2 separate regions of the Homo sapiens genome follow, and region 1 is linked to region 2. The links are chromatin contacts, found by Hi-C or POLR2A ChIA-PET in ENCODE. All regions are on one chromosome and are shown on one strand. Each heading gives the region's core, a stretch centred on a gene start or an enhancer-like site at or near the end of the contact. The rest is flanking DNA. Distances are from core to core; before and after follow the strand shown. Region 1 holds the start of GEMIN7-AS1 (GEMIN7 antisense RNA 1). Region 2 holds the start of NECTIN2 (nectin cell adhesion molecule 2).

The links. Hi-C counts contacts between places; a loop is a spot of excess contacts on that map. ChIA-PET counts read pairs that join two places held with the same protein, here RNA polymerase II (POLR2A). Pooled maps may share reads with other maps.
Region 1: a loop to region 2 is called in a pooled map, with 6 times the contacts of the local background. The contact joins the promoter of GEMIN7-AS1 here to the promoter of NECTIN2 in region 2. A Hi-C loop is called at or near these places in 5 of 50 pooled maps. POLR2A ChIA-PET finds 5 or more read pairs at or near these places in 4 of 52 experiments (HEK293, SK-N-SH, activated CD8-positive, alpha-beta memory T cell and 1 more).

Annotation. Positions count from the first base shown.
Region 1 is chr19:45,087,983-45,092,452 of GRCh38, reverse strand. GEMIN7-AS1 (GEMIN7 antisense RNA 1) reads left to right here and starts at 2,062. Exons shown (of 2, transcript NR_134887.1): 1 at 2,062-2,384. It overlaps GEMIN7 (gem nuclear organelle associated protein 7), which reads right to left. Exons shown (of 3, transcript NM_024707.3): 3 at 935-2,346. The coding sequence starts at 2,338. The coding sequence ends at 1,943. RefSeq lists silencers at 719-903, 2,604-2,777 and enhancers at 1,012-1,061, 672-1,666, 1,667-2,662.
Region 2 is chr19:44,843,441-44,848,001 of GRCh38, reverse strand. It overlaps NECTIN2 (nectin cell adhesion molecule 2), which reads right to left and starts at 1,705. Exons shown (of 9, transcript NM_001042724.2): 1 at 1,389-1,705. The coding sequence starts at 1,476. RefSeq lists silencers at 1,635-1,734, 1,865-1,944, 2,025-2,074, 2,942-3,341.

The DNA.
Region 1 (4,470 bases), core at 813-3,312, 240 kb before region 2:
GGAAGGCCGACACGGGCGGATCACGAGGTTAGGAGATCGAGACCATCCTGGCTAACACGGTGAAACCCCGTCTCTACTAAAAATACAAAAAATTAGCCGGGCGTGGTGGCGGGCGCCTGTAGTCCCAGCTACTCGGGAGCCTGAGGCACGAGAATGGTGTGAACCCGGGAGGCGGAGCTTTTAGTGAGCCGAGATCGTGCCACTGCACTCCAGCCTGGGCGACAGAGCAAGACTCCGTTCCCCCCCCCCCAAAAAAAACAAAGGAAATAAATGAAAACATTGAGGCTAGACTAACTGATGAAGAGTGGTAACGGCATGAAGAAGTCGAAAAGAAAGGCGGATAGGAGCTGCATTCAATATATGAGTGCAGTTGATGGATGCTGACAGGGATACTCTGGAGACGAAGTCTCGGCCCCTTCGCTAGTCTCTAGTCCTCCATTTGCTCGCTGCAGTTACATCAACAGCTCTCTGTATCGGGGTAGAGTTGCATAAAATACAACTTAAATTACAATGCTAAAATAAATATGAGCCCATGAGCGGTATCATAGGCCTGATTTTAAAAAACAAAACCTAGGAGAAGGTAGAAATTCCAAAGGCGAGAGACGAATCTGCCAACCTAAATCCTGGGTGACAAGGCTGGTGGATCACCGAGGCAAGAAAGAACCAGCGTGAGCTCAAGCCACACCCCTAGGCTCAGACCCAACGCTTGACATTCGCCGCCGCACTTTCGCCACGCTTGCCGAAGCGCACCCGGCTAACTAGAGGAGGCGGGGCTGAAACCATAAAAGGGAACTGGGGCGGAGCGAGCTGCGTCGTCGCCAAGGCAACTCGAGAGCTAAGTCCGGGCCTCGGCGGAGCCGGCGCTGCGAATGGACTGATGGCCGCTGAGGCTGCTCCTGGCGCGGTTCATCATCGGCCGCCGCACTTTCGCGACTGAGACGAAACGACACTCACCTTTACTTAATGGAAGGCTTCGCTTACATCCTGAACTTAAAGGAACTACAGAAAGGGACAGAAACTGCTTTCTTTTTAAACAATGCGCTGAAAGGTTACTAGTGATAGGAGGCTTAGTGAAGCGCGTGATGTGAACGGCCACGCTGCAAGGCTGGAGAGAAAAGAGGAGGGAGTGAAGTTGCACCCTGATCGCGAATCCTCGGCCTTTTATCAGGGGCGCCGCCACTCGGGGTCCGACCATTCGCCTCCAACGAGGGGACAGCGAATCTGCTGTCGTGTGCAGTCCACAGCAACCACAGGTGGGGCAACAGGAGGAGCGCTTGGGCACGACCACGTGACCCAGCACGAGCCACCGCCCGCCCCAAAATGAAATCAAATCCTAATCTCCCAATCCCGGCATGCCGGTCACTCCAGCCTTTCCAGGAGACTTGCGGCCGTGCAGCCCCTACACCTTTATCTGGACTCCTGTCGTACTTGGCCCAGCTCCACTGGATTCAGCCCTTGGATAACCACCCTACCAGCCCCTAAAGATGACTCCATCCCCGTCGGTATAGTTAATTAAAGAAAAACAGGAGTCGAATTTTCCTGGGGTAACTGGTTCTTTAGCAGGAGGGGAGCACTGGGGAGTATCTTCAGGGTGGCTGGACTTTGCAGCCTCTTTAATAACTTCCCCCTGTGCAGGTTGTATCCTTTATCACCCCACCCCGATGCCCCGGTCTTCAGGAAATGGCAGCAGGCCCATATTTCTGTAGGGTTCAGAGTTCTGTGAGGTAGAGCATTCCTTCCAATGGGATCTTAGAATTCCTAGAGTTGCAGAATTTTACTGACTAGACCCAGGAGGTCTCAGGAGTCCAGACTTGCTTAAAGCTTGGCTCAAAATTCCAAGGGAGCTCATAACTCCATGGGGCCCAGAGTTCCTGGCTCGGGAACATTGGGAGGCCTGGGATACAGTGCCTTAGCCTCAAGCAGAAAAGTGAACACAATATCTTTATGGCTTGAAGGTATATGAAATAATGTCACTACATCGGAGCAGCGCCTCTGCTTGCACACCTATGGGAGTCTGCAGCTGTGACACGTAGAAGTTGGCCACATCCAGGTCGGTGGCTCCAAAGTGGGCGGCCACACGCACACCCTCGTGCAACGTGAAGCTCACCTGATGACCCACCATGGCCAGCAGGCTGCGGAGGTAACGCTCCCGAAGGGCGGCTCGTGCCCGCTGCTCCTGGGATTCCAGGGATTCTTGAGCTATGGGACACTCCTGGATTTCAGGAACCTCTGGCCTCAAGGGGGCTCTGCGTCCATCAGGGGCAAAGCCACGGCTGAAGCCATCAGGGCCCCGGGGCAGCCGGAGCACAGGCACGGGAATGTTCACTGGAGTTTGCATTGTCTTGGCTGTTGAGTGAAGAAAAAGAGCAGGAAGTCATTACATGGTAAGCATGGGGCTAATGGAGGAGGGAGGAGTGGAAGCAGAGGCTGGTCTACCAGGCAGCTCCACTGCACCTGCCCCAGACTGATCCACCCTCCTAAAATCTGTGCCATCGTCCCCCAATGGCTTGGATCAGAAACAAAAGTGTCACATGCACAAAAACATGAGCCCCGTGAAGGCAAGGACCTTTGTCTGCTTTTATAATGTTTTTATCTCAACTTATAGGCAATAAATATTTGCCAAAAGATGAACCTGGCCAGGCATGGTGGCTCATGCCTGTAATCCCAGCCCTTTGGGAGGCCAAGGCAGGAGGATCACTTTGAAGCTGGGAGTTTGAGACCAGCCTGGGCAATATAGCGAGACCCCATTTCTAAAAATATATATATATATTTTACATTAGCTGGGCTACTCAGGAGGCTGAGGGAGAAGGATTAGTTGAGCCCAGGAGATGGAGGCTGCAGTGAGCTGTAATTGTGCAACTGCACTCCAGCTTGGGTGACAGAGTGAGACACTGTCTCTAAAAAAAAGAATAAACCCCAGCTTTCTCTCACACACAACCCACCCAATCCATCAGGAAATTCTATCTTCTAGATAGATTCCCACTCACACATGAGCTAGCTTGAAAGGGCTCCCAGTGGCCAAATCTGGAATTATTTGAACAATACAATAATGATAGTTACAGATTATAACCCACTGGATAAAACAGAAATCCAGAATCCATACCAATAATAAATAAATGAATAAATAAGGAAGAGAAGGAAAATATAATCCTTACTGTAGACTGGCAAGTAAATAAATATAAAAGGAATAGATGCAAAAATGTGTGGATAGGGCCGGGTGCGGTGGCTCACACCTGTAATCCCAACACTTTGGGAGGCCAAGGTGGGCGAATCACTTGAGGTCAGGAATTCGAGACCAGCCTGGTCAACATGGCGAAACCCCGCCTCTACCAAAAATACAAAAATTAGCCGGGTGTGGTGTCATGCGCCTGTAGTCCCAGCTACTCGGGAGGTTAAGGCAGGAGAATCATTTGAACCCAAAAGGCGGAGGCTGCAGTGAGCAGAGATCGCACCACAGCACTCTAGCCTGGGCGACAGAGTGAGACTCTGTGTCAAAAAAAAGAAAAAAAAAAAAAAGCATGGATGGGAGTTTGATGAAGTATAAGGTATCTACATAGTCTTAACAGACTTATAAGATATTCATTCACTGTAAAGGGCAAACACAAATTTATACTGGAGGAACCTGGTATGCACCCCCTTAACTTAGTGATCAAAGCCAACATCTCCAGGAATGGGACACTAAGAAGGCAGGGCACCACTTCTGTGCTATTCCTTTTCTTTTTTTTTTAAATTTTAAAGAGACAGGGTCTCACTATGTTGCCGAGGCTGGTCTTGAACTTCTGGCCTCAAGTGATCTTCCAGCCTCTGGGCCAAACAAGGACAACAGGGATAGGCATGGTGGCTCATGCCTATAATCCCAGCACCTCAGGAGGCCAAGGTGAGAGGATTGCTTGCGTTCAGGAGTTCAAGAGCAGCCTGGGCAACATGGTAAGACCTCGTCTCTACTAAAAATAAAAAACATTAGCCAGGCTTGACAATGTACTCGTGGAAGTCCCAGCTACTCAGAAGACTGAGGTAAGAGAATCACTGGAGCCCTGGAAGGTTGAAGCTGCAGTGAGCTATGATCGCGCCACTGCACTCCACGCCTGGGCAAGAGTGAGACTTTGTCTTAGAAAAAACAAAAACAAAAACAGCACAACTAACCTGGGCTCTTCAAAAATATTAAAGTCATAAAAGACAAAGAAAGGCTGAGAAAAAAATTGTATAAGGCTGGGAGCAGTGGCTCACACCTGTAATCCCAGCACTTTGGGAGGCCGAGGTGGGCAGATCACTTGAGGTCAGGAGTTCGAGACCAGCCTGGCCAACATGGTGAAACCCCGTCTCTACGAAAAATACAAAAATTAGCCAAGCATCGTGGCGGGCACCTGTAATCCCAGCTACTCAGGAGGCCGAGGCAGGAGAGTCACTTGAACTTGGGAAGCAGAGGTTGCAGTGAGCCGAGATTGTGCCACAGTACTCCAGCCTGGGCGA
Region 2 (4,561 bases), core at 456-2,955:
CACAACCGGGTCACCTGCAAGGGGCGGGGCCAGCGCCTCTTTCAAGGGTTCCCTCCCAGCCCCTCCCTCCCCAGGGGGGCCGCTCTCCTCCCCTAGTGGGGTGGATGGAAGGACGCCAGGGGGTCCAAGGCATAGCAATGGGAGGGACGGGGGATAAGGGCGGCGGCTCCACTCGTCCACCTCCTGCTATGGCTCTGAGGACAAAGGCGCTACCAGAGGATAGATAAGGTCCCGAAACCGGGGAGTCCGGAACCCGGAGCCAGGAGCGCCCGCCCCGCCCCTCCCTGGCTCGGCGAGAGTGAAACCAGGAAAACTTCCCCGGCGACGTCTCCGTCGCCCCCGACCATTCATAGGGAAAGGGAGGAGTCTCCCAGCCTCTGGGACTCGGGGCCTCCCGTTCTATCTGGGACTCAGGCGACTGAGACTCCAGCCTCAAGACAGAGCCTTCGACCCTTGATCATATCTGGAGCCCAAGAGACGGGGCCCGCTGCTCGCACTTCTGTTTGGATCTCAGAAGACGTTCCTCTGCCTACAATTAAGTCTGAAGCCCACGAGATCGAGTCTCCTGTCCCCCGGTTCTGCCGGGAACCCTGAAAACGAAGCCCCCTGCCCACAATTAAATCCAGAAGCTACAAGTTTGATCCTCTCTCGCCCCCAGTTTTACCTAGATCCCAGTTAGACTTAGCGCCTAGCCTCCATTCTACCAGGGACCCTGAAGACGGAGCCCCCGGCCCCTAATTTTTCTGGAGTCCACGGAGTCAGAACCCCCAACTCCCTGAGGTTCGGGGTTGGAGCTCCGAGCTCAGGCCCTTCCCCCTAAGTCGCCAGAACTCTTATCCTTAGCCCTCCAAGGGACCCGAATCAGGTCCGCTTGTCCTCAGTTCTCTCCGGGCCTCAGACGCCCAAGCCGGGAAGAAGGAAAAATAGGGGAGGGAGGTGGTCTCGCCTCTTCCTCGAGACCTTACTGCGGTAGGTGGGGGGAACATTCCCCACATTCCTGAGAGGGGTAGAGGAGACAGAGACCCAGATCCGGGTGAACTACTCGGCGCGGGGTGGGGAGGGGGCACCAGGCCTTCCTGGGATTTAACCCTTTCGGCGCGGGAATCCGAGAAATGGGGAGGGGGACAGACAAGCAGGCGTAGGATGGGCAATTGGATTAAGAAGGATGGGGGTGGTGGTGAGAGAGATGCAGAAAGGAGGGGTCAGAGTCTCCTCGAGAGAATCGGACGTGTAGGGGGTCGGAGTCTGTGGGGCCAGCCAGGAAGGGGGCACGCGAGAGGGGGCTCGGGGAGCCGGGGGTGGGCGGGGAAGGTGCTCGGCTTCCCCAGCTCGGAAGGTAAGGTTGGAGGGGGTCCGCGCGAGGGCAGGGGGCCGTCCGCTCGTCTCACCGGTTTCCAGGAGCAGCAGCAGCAGCAGCGGCCACAGCAGCGGCGTCGGCGGCGATCTCGACGGCAGGAGGGCAGCGGCCCGGGCCATGGAGGGCCCGGGAGGGGACTGGGCCCGGCCGGAGGCCCGCGGGCCACTCTGTGGGGGCCGATCGGCTGGGCGGTTTAGTAGGTGCCTGTGGGGCTCCGGCTCCGGCTCCGGGCCGGTTCCCGCTGCGCTCTAGCCTCCCTGTTCTGCTCTCCCGGCCCAGCTCTCCCCGCCCGGCTCGGCACCCCCGGCCTCTCGCTCAGCTCCGGCGGTTCGAACCCGCTGACGTCACAGGATCCACCCGCTGCTCCCCCGAGTCAAGCCGACCCTGGCTCCGGCCCCGCCCCCTCCTGGCGTTCTGACCCCGCCCCCCGGATTCCACCCCTGTTCCTCCCCGGGATTCCATTCTCGCTCCTCCCCAGGATTCTAAGGTCGCCCCTGCCAAAGAATTCTGTCTCCTTCGCTCCCGGCGTTAAACCACGCCCCCTAAGGTCTAGCCACGCCCCCTCTGCTCCCGAGTAGTTCCCACGCCCCGCCCCCTGCCTACCGGCCGCCTCGCCAAGGTCTTGCCACGCCCCTTTCGGCCCTTCCGGCCGACTCCGCCCCCACCAGCCCCGCCTCCACCAGCCCCGCCCCTCGCCCTAGCCGGAGTTCTCTCGGTCTCTTAGCTCAGTCCGTCCTGGCCTCTGTCCCACCCACAGTTCGAATCCTGCCCTTTCCTGCCTGCCCGGGTCCTCTCATCACAGTTGCCTGAGGCACGTGGGGCTTTACGGTTCTGCCCCCAGCACGTCCCGGTTGTGCGACCTCCCCGCAGGTCGAGCCCATCGCCCTGAGCCTGTTTCTCGTACCCTCGTGCGTTTCTAATCTCTGCCCCGAACTCTAGGTGTCGCTGCACTCGTTTCTTTCTGGATTTCTCTGTCTCTCTTACGTGTCTTTGTGTCTCTCTCACTCTCTTTGGGTCTTCCTCTCTGTCCCTGTATTTCTGCCTCTCTGGGTCTTTCCGTCCTCATGCTTCGGTGTCGCTCTGTTTCTGGTCTTCCTTTGTCAGTCACTGTTTCTTTATTTCAATAAAAGAGACGGGGCGGGGGGGCGGCGGGGTCTCACTATGTTGCTGAGGCTGGCCTCAAGCGATCCTCCCGGCTCGGCCTCCCAAGATGCTGGGATTACAGGCGTGAGCCACCAAGCCCGGCCTGTCTGTCACTGTTTCTGGGTCACTTGGTCCCCATGTCTCTTTCCATCCTTTGACTCTGTCTCTGTGTCTCTCTGTCTCTATCTGTGTGCCTCTCTGTCTCTGTCTCTATTTCTGTGTATCTCTGTCTCTATCGGCCTGTCTCTGTGCCTCTCTGTCTCTGTGTGCCTCTCTGTCTCTGTGTTTCTCTGTCTCTATCTCTGTGCCTCTCTATCTCTGTGCTTCTCTGTCTCTGTCTCTCCGTGTGTCTCTCTCTGTCTCTATCTGTGTCTCTCTGTCCCTGTCTCTTTCTCTGTGTCTCCCTCTCGGCGTCTCTTGTCTCTGCGTGCGAGTCTCTCTCGCTGTCTCTCTGTCCCTGCTCTGTTCTCTGCTTCCTTCCCTCCCTACCTCCCTGCGCGCCCTGGTCCTCCCCTCCCAACACCTGCTCCGCGCCGCCTTCTCACCGCAGCCACCCGCCAGGGGGCAGCAGAGACCGGCCCCCGCGCTGCGCTGGCCCGGCCGGGCTGGGTGGGGCTGGGCTCCAGTCCGGCCTCCGGACCTGGTCACTCCCCGCGTCCTTGTCCCACTTCCCCTATCTCCCCAGCCTCCTCGCGTCTTTGTGTCTCTCGCTCAGACTCGGGCCCTTTGTCTCTCCCAGCGGCTCGCCCTCCTCCCTACCCCCACCTACCTCTTCGCATTCTTTGGGCTGCCCAGGGGGAGCTGGTGAGGCCGCGCCGGGGGGCGGGATGAGGGCGCGAAGCGGGAGGCCGGGGGAGGGGGTGCCACGGAGCGCCAGTCTGGGCCCAAGTTCGTCCAGGGCCAGGAGGCGCGGAGCTGCTCAGCTGGGGGCAGGTGCTTGGGGGCTTCTTGCCCTAGCAAGAGGACCACCTAGGCTCGCCCTCCCTTCCACCTGCCACACACCTGGGCTTTCCTCCCCAGAAGGACTAGGTTTCAAGTAGCAGAGGCTGTTATCCCTCCGCATTCGAGTCTTAGTTATGATCCTTTTTTTTTTTTTTTCTTTGAGACGGAGTCTCGCTCTGTCGCCCAGGCTGGAGGGCAGTGGCGCGATCTCGGCTCACTGCAACCTCTGCCTCCTGGGTTCAAGCGATTCTCCTGAGTCAGCCTCCTGAGTAGCTGGGATTACAGGCGCGCGCCACCACGCCCGGCTAATTTTTGTATTTTTAGTAGAGACGGGGTTTCACCATGTTGGTCAGGCTGGTCTCAAACTCCTGACCTCCTGATCCACCCGCTTCAGCCTCCCAAAATGCTGGGATTGCAGGTGTGAGCCACCGCGCCCGGCACTTACGATACTGTTAATACATGTAGTCAGCACTTACCGTGTGCCAGGCACTGATCTAAGTGCACTGCGAATATTATCTCATGTAAGCCATGCAGCGCCATGGGCGATAGGGAAACTGAAGCAGAGAGATGAAGTGACTCACTGAGTTACAAAATGGCAGAGCCAGGGCGGGGCGCCCTGGCTGACGCCTGTAATCCCAGCACTTTGGGAGGCTGAGGCGGGTGGATCACTTGAGTTCAGGAGTTCGAGACCAGCCTGGCCGACATGGTGAAACCCTGTCTCTACTTGGGAGGCTGAGGCAGGAGAATCGCTTGAACCCGGGAGTTGGAGGTTGCAGTGAGCCGAGATCGCACCACTGCACTCCAGCCTGGGCAACAGAGTGAGACTCAGTCTGAAAAACATAAAATAAAATAGAAATTAAAAATAAATAAAAATAAACAAAATGGCAGAGCCAGAGCTGACTCTTCTAAGCACCTTATTTCTCTTAGTTAGTTCCTCACAGGGATCCCATGAAGGGGACACCATGGTGATCCCCATTTCACTGAAAAGTAAACTGAGGCACAGGGTGGTTGTTTGCCCCAAGCCACCCAGCAAAGACACATAGCAGGCCGGGTGCTTCTTTTGGGCCCGGATGGTCTGTGCTCTTTTTGTTTTTGAGACGGAGTCTGGCTCTGTTGCCA